Regions from separate parts of the Homo sapiens genome. Here region 2 is linked to region 1. A link is a contact called in ENCODE Hi-C or POLR2A ChIA-PET data. All regions are on one chromosome and are shown on one strand. Each heading gives the region's core, a stretch centred on a gene start or an enhancer-like site at or near the end of the contact. The rest is flanking DNA. Distances are from core to core; before and after follow the strand shown.

Evidence for each region. A loop is a pair of places that touch in the nucleus more often than their neighbours do. ChIA-PET counts read pairs that join two places held with the same protein, here RNA polymerase II (POLR2A). Pooled maps may share reads with other maps.
Region 2: a pooled map shows a loop between it and region 1 (3-fold over the local background). The contact joins two enhancer-like sites. A Hi-C loop is called at or near these places in 1 of 168 maps with a recorded cell type or tissue (heart left ventricle) and 1 of 50 pooled maps. POLR2A ChIA-PET finds 5 or more read pairs at or near these places in 5 of 52 experiments (H1, Panc1, WTC11 and 1 more).

Annotation. Positions count from the first base shown.
Region 1 is chr10:121,521,254-121,526,586 of GRCh38, reverse strand. All of the region lies in intron 6 of FGFR2 (fibroblast growth factor receptor 2), which reads left to right. Among named protein-coding and RNA genes, the nearest start is that of FGFR2, 75 kb to the left of the region's middle. Within about 2 kb of position 3,191, at least 10 of the 41 ENCODE cell types and tissues checked have a DNase peak (open chromatin) inside an H3K27ac peak, as active enhancers do.
Region 2 is chr10:121,572,096-121,577,428 of GRCh38, reverse strand. All of the region lies in intron 2 of FGFR2 (fibroblast growth factor receptor 2), which reads left to right. Among named protein-coding and RNA genes, the nearest start is that of FGFR2, 24 kb to the left of the region's middle. Within about 2 kb of position 2,153, at least 4 of the 41 ENCODE cell types and tissues checked have a DNase peak (open chromatin) inside an H3K27ac peak, as active enhancers do.

The sequences.
Region 1 (5,333 bases), core at 1,942-4,441:
TAGTTCTGACCTTCCTTTGTGCTGATCTTCAGAAGCTGGAGAAAGCTTCGTATTTCTGGGAAAACAAAACAAAACTCAGAACCCAACGAGATTTAGCCTGTCAGGCTTGAGTGCGTTAGGTGGAGTCTTGACAAGGCAATGAACTCATTCTACTAATTGTAATTAGCGTGGGGCCTTTAGCAAGTTCTGGGCTCCTCAGACTTCAGAGAGCTTTGATCGGCCTCCTCCTCCTCCTAATAACCATGCCTCATGCTAACTGGTTTAGTGCGTTTTTATGCAACAAAAGCAACCACCGCCTACTCTTTAGAAAAAAGCTAGGCAGGCTTTAGAAAAAGAATTCTCAGTTGTTTTCACTTGTCCTCCAAATCGCAGAATGTTCTTTCCCTTTTCAGCTCTTTGGCGTTGCTAAGAGACTGCCATTTTGGAGGAAAGGTAATTAAATTTTGATTTTAATTTAAAGACAGAGCAAGCGAGGTTATCCACGCTCCTTACATGAATGGGGGCCTGAGAGCAGGAGACTGGCTGTTTCCAGATCAATACTGGGAACTCCGTGTGATTCGAGTCTCTTGGTGTGTGACTGCCGGAGAGAGGTGGCTTTGAAATGGCTCTTTGTGGCAAGTACTGCCTAACTTTTGGGGAGAAATGCTCAGGAGACCAGTGTGAGCTGGGAAACCAGCCACTCTGTGCTTGATTAATTTATAGGTGTAATTTAAGAGCCTGGTTCTCCTTCTGATCCCCGGGATGCATGTTTACTGAGCCTGTAGACATGAGGCCTCTCGGCTCGGTGGACATTTTTTATGGCCTTTGCTATGTCAGAGCAAAAGTTGTAGATCTCTTATGAGCAAACATATTACTATGTCCAGAGGAGGACTGGCATGTTATAAAATTTCAATGGTCAATTAACAAAGATTTATTCTTTGTCACTCAGGTATTTTTTTCCTCTCTCTCTCTCTCTCTCTCTCCCTCAATAATGACCTCTTGGAAGGAAGCAGGCTGTGCTTTCCTGCTGCAGTCTTTAGGTGGGTTATGGCTCCCAGCTACAGAGCAGGGCTTGACAGAGCCCATCCTGATATTTCAATTCTTAGCAGCTGGGCTTTCTGCTTTAGTAGAGTGGACACTTGAAGAAAGGGGGCGAGACCGAGAGTGAGAGAGAGAGAACGCTGGGAGAGAATGTATTTTTTAAAGCACTTCAGCCTGTGTTTACTACGCGTTTATTTGGTGGAACCTCATTCCAGCAGTGCAGCCAACTGTCCCGGCAGCAGTGGCCGCACCCTTTGGACTGCTTTCCATTCCGTCTTAATTTGGAATTCACACAGCCACCTTCCAATCACTCTTTTGAAGGTTCTCATCTTGTTCCAGGTCCATGCACTGTGCATTTGCAACCTGCTGAACCTCAGAACGTCTATTCTTATATGTGTATATATGTAATTAAAATTACAGTAAACAGAGGAGCTACTCATCAGCCTATTTTCCATGTGTTTATCTCACTCCCTTTGTAAAAAGGAAAATCTGTTTTATATAATATCTGAGAGTTAAACATGCTAGAAGAGAATCTTGCCTAAAACTGTAAATCCTTCCTGTCCTTCCTGGTGGAGAAGATGTGATTTTTGTTATCACATAGAAGAAGAGATGAACTAGCACTGGGCTTTAGTCTCTCGCCCAGAGATAATACATCAGGGGATTCTTTTTATATCAGTTTGTTGCAAAAAAGTTGCAAACTTGAGGGGTTTGGTTTGCCCAGGGACCGGGGAGGTTCCTGGTGGGGAGAACACATGAGCTCTTTGGGTCATCGTCCCCTTTGTCTCTGCCGTAGTGCCCGCTGGGCCAGGCCACGAAGGGGGCCCCCACTCTGCCCAGCCTGCATCCTCGTCCACCATCTGCACCCTGCCATCACCTCGGTTTTTCAGAAGTTAGGAAAGGAGTCCAGGCGCTGTCATCCACTTACTGTTCACTGTTTCTGAGGTTCTTAGGGATTCCGAGGGGTGGTGGATCGCTGAAGGGTTCGAGAGGAGGAGCGCAGCGTTCGGCAGATGCTGGCATCCTGGGCCCTTTTCCAAGACGTCCAGGCCTCCTCCTCCGACTTGTTTAAGGGCAGAGAATAAGGTTGCAAAGGAAATCAAAGCCTGATGTGGAGAAATGAAACATGAGACCTACTGACTTTTTAAAAACATTTTAAATAACATTCTCTAAGGTTTCATTTTATACTGAAGGCAGCTGTAATAAGTTTGGAAGACAGTGTAAGGTTTCTATTACAGAACAATCCTGCTTGCAGTTTTTCTACCAGAAGTGAGAAAGGGCGGAGGGGGAGTGGAGGTGGTTAAGAGGTTATTTTGTATAAGGTGAGAAAATTTGAAAAGATGAATTCAAGACTGCAAGCGTGTAACATTTGGTATGCTGTAATTTGCAAATGCAATAACATTAAACCATTGCAAACTTGGGGTGTGTGTGTGTGTGTGTGTGTGTGTGTGTGTGTGTGTGTGTGTGTATACATAGCCGGGATAGCATTGGAATAACTTAATAACTGGAGCTCAGCAGCACTTTGACCACAAGGAAAACAAGACTGCAGCTCTGTAGTGGGCCCTGCCAGTGTTGCCTCAGTGACTAAATTCCCTGCCGAAGCCTGGCGCAGGCCAGAGATGTCAGGCGGGATGAAAGCACTCATTGTTCACGGGGCATCATGGTTTGGTACTGCATGCACAATGTTTACTTGTGAAACGATTTATTAGAAACAAATATGTTTAAGAAAGAGGACTTGGTTTGAAACTCAGTTGATCTGGCTTATGACATTTAAGATTTTATGACCTTTGTTTCTAAGAATAGATGTGTAGGCCCACTGTAAATATTTATCTTAAAACGCACCCACACTACACACACACATGCATGTACAAGTGCAAAACTGGAAAACGGAGCCAGGGCATGAATTGATACTAAAGTTCACATTTCTGTGTGAAGGAATAAACCTTCTTACTATTTGCTAGGTGCATAGGAGCATAGTTTGTGACCTTGTCTGGCAGGATCTAGCCCAGAGGACAGCTTCCCCTCGTGCTGTGAAGTCTCTTGGTAGGAGGCCTGGGGAGGAGAGGAGCGTGTGTCTGTTCGTGCGCGGACTTAACTCTGCCCTTCCCACATGGATGAGGCCAGCTGGGATTAAATCAGACCTCGGTCACTGCCCGCTGTGGACAGGTCCCTGGGGTGTCCAGCCAGCTGCTAGGCCTGACCAGGAGGCTTGCTGGGGCCCATCCCTGGGTCATTGTATGAGCCAGAGAGCAAGGGTTTCACCTGACGTCTGAAGGGGCCCAGCTTTGAGATTTTCTGCCCACCAACACCAGAAGTCTTAACTTCAGGTTCTTTGCTCAGCCTACATGGGCAATATAGGGGCAGATGAATGATTTCTTTGCGGCTCCAGTATCCTTATCTTTATAATGTGAAAACATAGATGTCTGTAAAGTGATGGGAGATTCTGGAATGAAATGTGCTAAGAGTAACCACTAGCACTTTTTCTTTCTTTTTAAAGACCAGCAACAGGCTTATGCAGTAAAGTCAATTTGCACATGGTCTGGCTCTTGTCCAACAAATTCCACTAGATGATGTTTTAATCTGAAAGGTCCAATGATGTAGATATCTATTGTTCTAATTTGCTGTTTCCAGCCCAGTGCATGGTGATTCTCAGGTACAGTGCAGAGACATCCTTGGTGTGCTGAGCTGGCTGAGTTCTCCTCATTTCCCTCAGTTGTTTTTTAACACTGGAGGTTAGGGTAGTGGTACCCACACCTAGGGGAGGAAGAGAGGGAGGAGGCTGGTAAGTGCAGGCCTGTTGGGATGGAGTTGTATTCATGTATGGACACATGATTGTGTTTTGTGTGGCTTTTGACAGATCTGTGTAGGAAGGTTCCAGTAAGTTTGTACGACAAGATCAGGTAGCAGTCTGGTGGTCTGGTGGTTATTTAATTCTTTTTATTTTATTTCATTTTATTGTTGCAAGAATGCTAAGCATGAGAACTACCATCTCACCTAAGTTTTTTTTCTTTTCTAAGACGGGGTCTCACTCTGTTGCCCAGGCTGGAGTGCAATGGCATGATCGTGGCTCACTGCAGCCTCAACTTCCTGGGCTCAAGCCATTCTCTCACCTCAGTCCCAAGTACCTGGGACTACAGGCATGCACCACCATGTCTGGCTAACTTTTGTATTATTTGTAGAGATAGGGATCTTGCTATGTTGCCCAGGCTGGTCCCACACTCCTGGCCTCAAGCAATCCTCCTGCGTCAGCCTTCAAAGTTCTGGGATTATGCTCAAAGGCATGAACCACTGCGCCTGGTCTTCAACTAAGTTTTCAGTGTACAATACGTTGTTGTTGACTATAGGCACGATGCTGTGCAGCAGGTCTCTAGAGTTTGCTCATCTTGCTTTACTGAAACTTTATGCCTCTTGATTGCAACTCACCATTTCCTTCCCTGTCCCAGCCCCTGGCAACCACCGTTCCGCTCTTTGATTTTATGAATGCGATGAATTTAGATACCTCATATCAGTGGAGTCAGGCAGTGTCTGTCTTTCTGTGACTATCCTGTTTCACTTAGCATCATGGCTTCCACGTTGTCACATATTGCACCATTTCCTCCTTCTTCATGGCTGAATAGTATTCCGTTGTGTATATAGCCACATTGTAAAAATTAATCCTTTGGCAGACACTTAGATTGATTCCATTTCTTGGCTATTGTTAATGGTGCTGCAATTAATATAGGAGTGCAGATCCTGATTGCAGTTCTTTTAGATAAATAGAGAAGTGGGATTGCAGGATCTTAGGGTAGTTCTGTTTTTAATTTTTTGAGGAACCTCCATATTGTTTTCCATGGTGGCTGCATCATTTTATATTCCCACCAACAGTGCGCAGGGGTTCCAGTGTCTCCACATCCTTGCCGACACTTGTCTTTTTTTTTTTTTCTTCCCATCCTGACAGGTGTCATGTGATAGCTCCTTGTGGTTTTGATTTGGAACGCGCCCGATCTCGTCTGATTTGCATTTCTCTAATGATTAGTGACATTGAGAAACTTTTCATACACCTAGTGGCCATTTGTGTCTTGGAGAAATGCATAGTTAAGTCCTTAGCCCATTTTTCCATGGGTATTACTTAACACTTGAGGAGTCTCATGTGTGGTTGCTAGCACACCTTGGCTTGATTGTCTCCACAAAAGTTTTGCAGAGACCGCCTCTTAGCTGGAGAGAAGCCTTTCCAGGCATAAGATGAGAGGGTGTATTCTTTGTTGAGAACGTGTTCTCGAAGGAGAGAGAGGCAAGACAAGTGAAGCTAGGAAGTAATTTTGGGATACCATCTCTGC
Region 2 (5,333 bases), core at 904-3,403, 52 kb before region 1:
AGACCTGGCTAGGCAGCCTTGCTTTTTTTCCTGTTTAGCGGAGGAGTGAGGATTTCAGCCGGAAGGTCTTTCTGATGGCAGATGTGTAAGTGCCAGACATTGTGCTGGGTGCCTTCTGTGTCCTATCTCATTTATTATTGTTCCTGCTCCGAGGACTTGCCTCAAGGTCATACGATTTGTAAGTGGCATAGTCTCGGTGTCAGTGACAGGTCTGTTTGGTGTCTCTCTCTCTCTCTCTCTCTCTCTCTCTATATATATATATATATATATTTTTTTTTTTTTTTTTTTTTTTTTGAGATGGAGTCTCGCTCTGTCATCCAGGCTGGAGCACAGTGGCGTGATCTTGGCTCACTGCAACTTCCGCCTCCCAGGTTCAAGCGATTCTCCTGCCTCAGCCTCCCGAGTAGCTGGGACTATAGGCGCCTGCCACCATGCCCAGCTAACTTTTGTATTTTTAATAGAGATGGGGTCTCCCCATGTTGGCCAGGCTGGTCTCGAACTCCTGACCTTGAATGATCCACCTGCCTCAGCTTCCCAAAGTTCTGGGATTACAGGCATGAGCCACCATGCCCGGCCTTGGTCTGTACCTTTAACACCCCCAGCCTTTTCTGAAGAGTCACCAGAGAAGGGACAAAAATGAGGCCATAGCCTTACTGCTAAGGGACCATGAGAGGCTTGGGGTATAGCTGTCTGTTGAGACAGGTGCTTTACTACTTTGTAAGATGAAGAGAGCTGCCTCTGGCTGAGCACTGTCATTAGGACTCAGGGAATGGAAGTGTTTTGAGACCAGAGGGTTCAGTTTCAGGACTGGAGATCACAATGCATTCATTTTACAGAGTGACAACTCTGTAGGGCCACTCTTCACCCTAAGATTGGGTCATTAAAGGCCAGGCACATCCTATTCACTCCTTCACCTCCTTGTGAGCCCCCCACATGCCTTTTGATGAAAGGGTTTTCCCCAGAACAGTGTGTCCCAAGAAGCCCTGAAGGGCTGGAGATGTACCAGCTTTCTCTGCTATGTCCAGCAAGTGTATTTTCAGAAGGTAGGAGGCTCGGGCTGGGCTGGCCAGGCAGCCAGGCACACAGACTCCTCATTGTACATCCAAGCCGGGGCGTGCAGGACTTCAACATAGCTTGTAACGTAAGTATCTATTTCCTGGGCGCTACATGATCTAATGGCCTGTCGCTTTGGGAAATGCTTTCTGAACAAAAGACTCGATTTATTTATTTATTTATTTTTTGAGACGGAGTTTCGCTCTTGTTGCCCAGGTTGGAGGGCAGTGGCGTGATCTCGGCTCACGGCAACCTCCACCGCCCAGGTTCAAGCGATTCTCCTGCCTCACCCTCCTTAGTAGCTGGGATTACAGGCGTGTGCCACCACGCCCGGCTAATTTTGTATTTTTAGTAGAGACGGGGTTTCTCCATGTTGGTCAGGCTGGTCTTGAACTCTCCTGACCTCAGGTGATCCACCCTCCTTGGCCTCCCAAAGTGCTGGGATTACAGATGTGAGCCACTGCGCCCGGCCTTTTATTTTTTTAAATTATTATTATTTTTATTTATTTATTTATTTTTTTGAGATGAAGTCTCGCTCTGTCACCCGGCTGGAGTGCAGTGGCACGATCTCGGCTCACTGCAACCTCTGCCTCCCTGGTTTAAGCGATTCTCCTGCCTCAGCCTCCCGAGTAGCTGGGATTACAGGGGTGCACCACCATGCCTGGCTTAATTTTTGTATTTTTAGTAGAGATGGGGTTTCACCATGTTGGCCAGGCTGCTCTTGAACTCCTGACCTCAGGTGATCCACCCGCCTCGGCCTGCCAAAGTGCTGGGATTACAGGCATGAGCCACCGCACTCGGCCAGGACTCAATTTTGAAGTTCTTATGCAAGCAAAGCTGCCCATATCTAGGAGTTTATGCACACAGTACTGATTCAATACCTGCGTCTTAGTGGTCCATCAGGAATTTTTCACTCATGAAATATGACTTTAATACACGTGTTGGGACCAGAGAGAAAACCTTCCCTCTGTGCATCTTTTTTTGGAGAACACTGTCATGAACAGCCGAAAACATCAGATCAAAAGCAAGAGGGATACTGACAAAACAGGGAGTGCGGATTTCCACTGTGGGTGGGGACATTGGGAGACACGGTGACTCACTCCTCAGTAAGTGCATTCTTAGGCTCTTTACTCTGTGTGCATTTTTATTTTCTCATGGGCAACAATATAATTTCTTTCAAACATGAAGAGCCATCCAGCATGTTTCTCAAAGGCAGACTTAAATGATATGAGGGGTGTGCCTAAATATATAATTTTTAATGGTTACCATATTGGAAACATTAGCCATGATCCCATCTGATGACTAGGAACATGAGCCAGTCTGGAGTTTCTGGAGAAATCCAGCTACCGCTGCAGAGGCGGCTGTTAGCTGTTGTTACCGGCATCCTTGTTAGCGACCAGGGAGGTTTCAGTCCCGACTTGTGTCTACCAGACACCCTGACAACTGGTTAGAAAGAGAGGACTGCACCCTTTCATCCTGCGTACTTATCTGTTGTTTGTTGCTTTGACTTCTTTTTGTTCTCCGTTTTTATGTTGGCAGTATTTCTCGAGGTAGAGAACTTTCACCTTTATATTGTGCGGAGTATTTGTCCCTTCCTCGCCCCCTTAAAGAACACGTAGTACCTATGCCTTATAAGGTCTCTGTTTGATGTGAGGAATTTGGTCTTCTTGCAAGTCGGCTCTTGCAGAGGGGAGGCTTTGAGGATGTCTGGGCTGCAGCAGGCTGTCTTCGTTGCTGTGTACACAGCCCTCATGGCAGGGCATGCAAAGGTGGTTGGTTCTGACTTCAATGGCGGGACTCCATTGCCTTTATTTTTTAATTTAATTATTATTATTATTATTATTTTTGAGATGGAGTTTAGTTCTGTCACCCAGGCTGGAGTGCAGTGGTGCGATCTGGGCTCACTGCAACCCCCGCCTCCCGGATTCAAGCAATTCTCCTGCCTCAGCTTCCCGTGTAGCTGGGACTACAGGCACACACCACCATGCCCATCTAATTTTTGTGTTTTTAGTAGAGACGGGGTTTCGTCTTGTTGGCCAGGCCGGTCTCGAACTCCTGACCTCAAGTGATCCACCTGCCTGGGCCTCCCAAAGTGCTGGTATTACAGACATGAGCCACCGCACCTGGCCTCCATTGCCTTTATTTCTTTCTGCTGATAAGTTCTGATGCCAGTGATACCCAGATTGTGCCATAGGAAAGAGGGGGCTGGGCTCTTCCAGAAACCCTATCTTGCAGAAATCTCTCTTCTGTTCCTACGGACAGAGAATTGGGTATTGACCAGTGAGGACTTCTTACTGGGACTGGGCGTGGCCACTACAGGACATCTTCCAGACTAAGAGGGCCAGTTGGGGGTTACTGGACCAGGGAGGACAGTGGCGGCCACTTACTTGCCATGTGCTTTGTGTGCAGTGACTATGTAGCGACATTTGCAGCCGGACTGTGTTTCTCCTGTAGAGACACTGGCAGCCCTACAGCCCTACAGCCGTGACATTTACTCTGTACAAGGTGGCAGGAGGTGTGGGAGGGCACCGGGAACCGAAGGCCATTTTACTACCCTTCCCGCAGCGCTCCTGTTACAGTGCTTGTGGGAGTCCCAGCTGTGCCTCCAGGTACAAACGGGTTTCTTCCTGCAACCCACAACCCTGACAGGACATGCCTCCCGGGTGTGCTCCTAACCTGCCTCTTCTCTCTGCCCCTCCCTCTTTCTCCTCTCCCCTTCCCCTCTCTTTCTTCCTCTTGCCTTCCTCTTCTTTCCTCTCCCTCCCTCTGTTTCTCTCCCTTCCTTTTCCTTGTCTCCGTCTCTCCTCTCCTTTTTCCCCCTCTCCCTCTCTTTCATCCTTCTGTCTCTTCCAGAGGAGTCTGTTCAGGGATTTCTTTCTCTCTTTCTTCTTCCTGGAGGAATGTGTTTAGGGATTGGACACCTCTGACTTTGGAGGAGGGAGAAACCTCAGTGGGATGGGTTCCAGGACGACCCCACCGCATCCTTGGAACTAGGATGATCTAGACGTTGGAAAAGACACCATCCCTGGGAAACCCCAGAAAAGGCTTAATTTGTGAAAAGTAATGGAGGGAGCTGTGCCGTTGGTAGAAACTGCTTTTTTCTTCCTTAACAGTTTAAATCTGTCGTCCATTCTCCGTGAAGTGATTGGACGGGGCAAGACTCAGGTTTCCCATCTGTTCTCTGTTTGCATTTGGGCGCCATTTCAAAAACCACACGGGAAAAGTTTATAGGCAAACATTATAAAAAGTGACAGTCTGAAGTGCTGCTATCGCTGGTTTGGCAACGTAAAGTGTTACCTGAAATAGCTTACCGTTTCCAAACCCTTTTGCTGTTTCAACTGTCTCAAGACAACCCTCCCGCTGAGATGGGTGAGAAGTCCAGCTGGATGTGTGCAGTGAAGTCACATAAGTCACAGCCTTTTTTGACTTTTACAAGATTTCCCCCTCCTGGGGCTATCTTCACACACAGCGAGGATTTTTTTCTCTCTGTTTACTTATAGAGAGGTAAATTCATGCAGCTTGTGGCTAGTGGCACTCTGTGTGATGTCAAATGGTCTGCTGAGGGGCTCGGAGAGTCAGGCAGCCCCTGCCTCAGTTTCTCTCTCTCCCCAGTCAGAGGTCCTATGAGCTCCCAAGGAATAACAGGATGGTTTTCTTAGGGAAGGAAGGCCAGGTCAAGGCAGGAATTACTCACAGCTCATGTGCAGATGCCTGTTGTTATTCATACTATTTATTTATTTGTGTTTTTTTTTTGTTTGAGACAGTTTCACTCATGTCGCCCAGGCTGGAGTGCAATGGCATGGTCTCGGCTCACTGCAACCTCCACCTTCTGGGTTAAACGATTCTCCTCTGCCTCAGCCTCCCAAATAGCTGGGATTACAGGCACATGCCACCACGCCCAGCTAATTTTTTATATTTAATAGAGATGGGTTTCACCATGTTGGTGAGGCTGGTCTCGAACTTCTGATCTCAGGTGATCCACTCGCTTTGGTCTCCCAAAGTGCTGAAATTACAGGCATGAGCCACTGTGCCTGGGCTACTTATTTATTTTTGGAGACAGGTTCTCGTCTCGCTGTGTCACCCAGGCAGGAATGCAGTGGCGCGATCATAGCTCAGTGCAGCCTCTGGGGCTCAAGCGATCTTCCTACCTCAGCCCCCTGTGTAGCTGGGACTACAGGTGTTTATCATCATTCCCGGCTTTTTTTTTTTTTTTTTTTCATTTTTTGTGGAGAGAGGATCTTACTATGTTCCCTAGGCTGGTCTTGAACTCCTGACCTCAA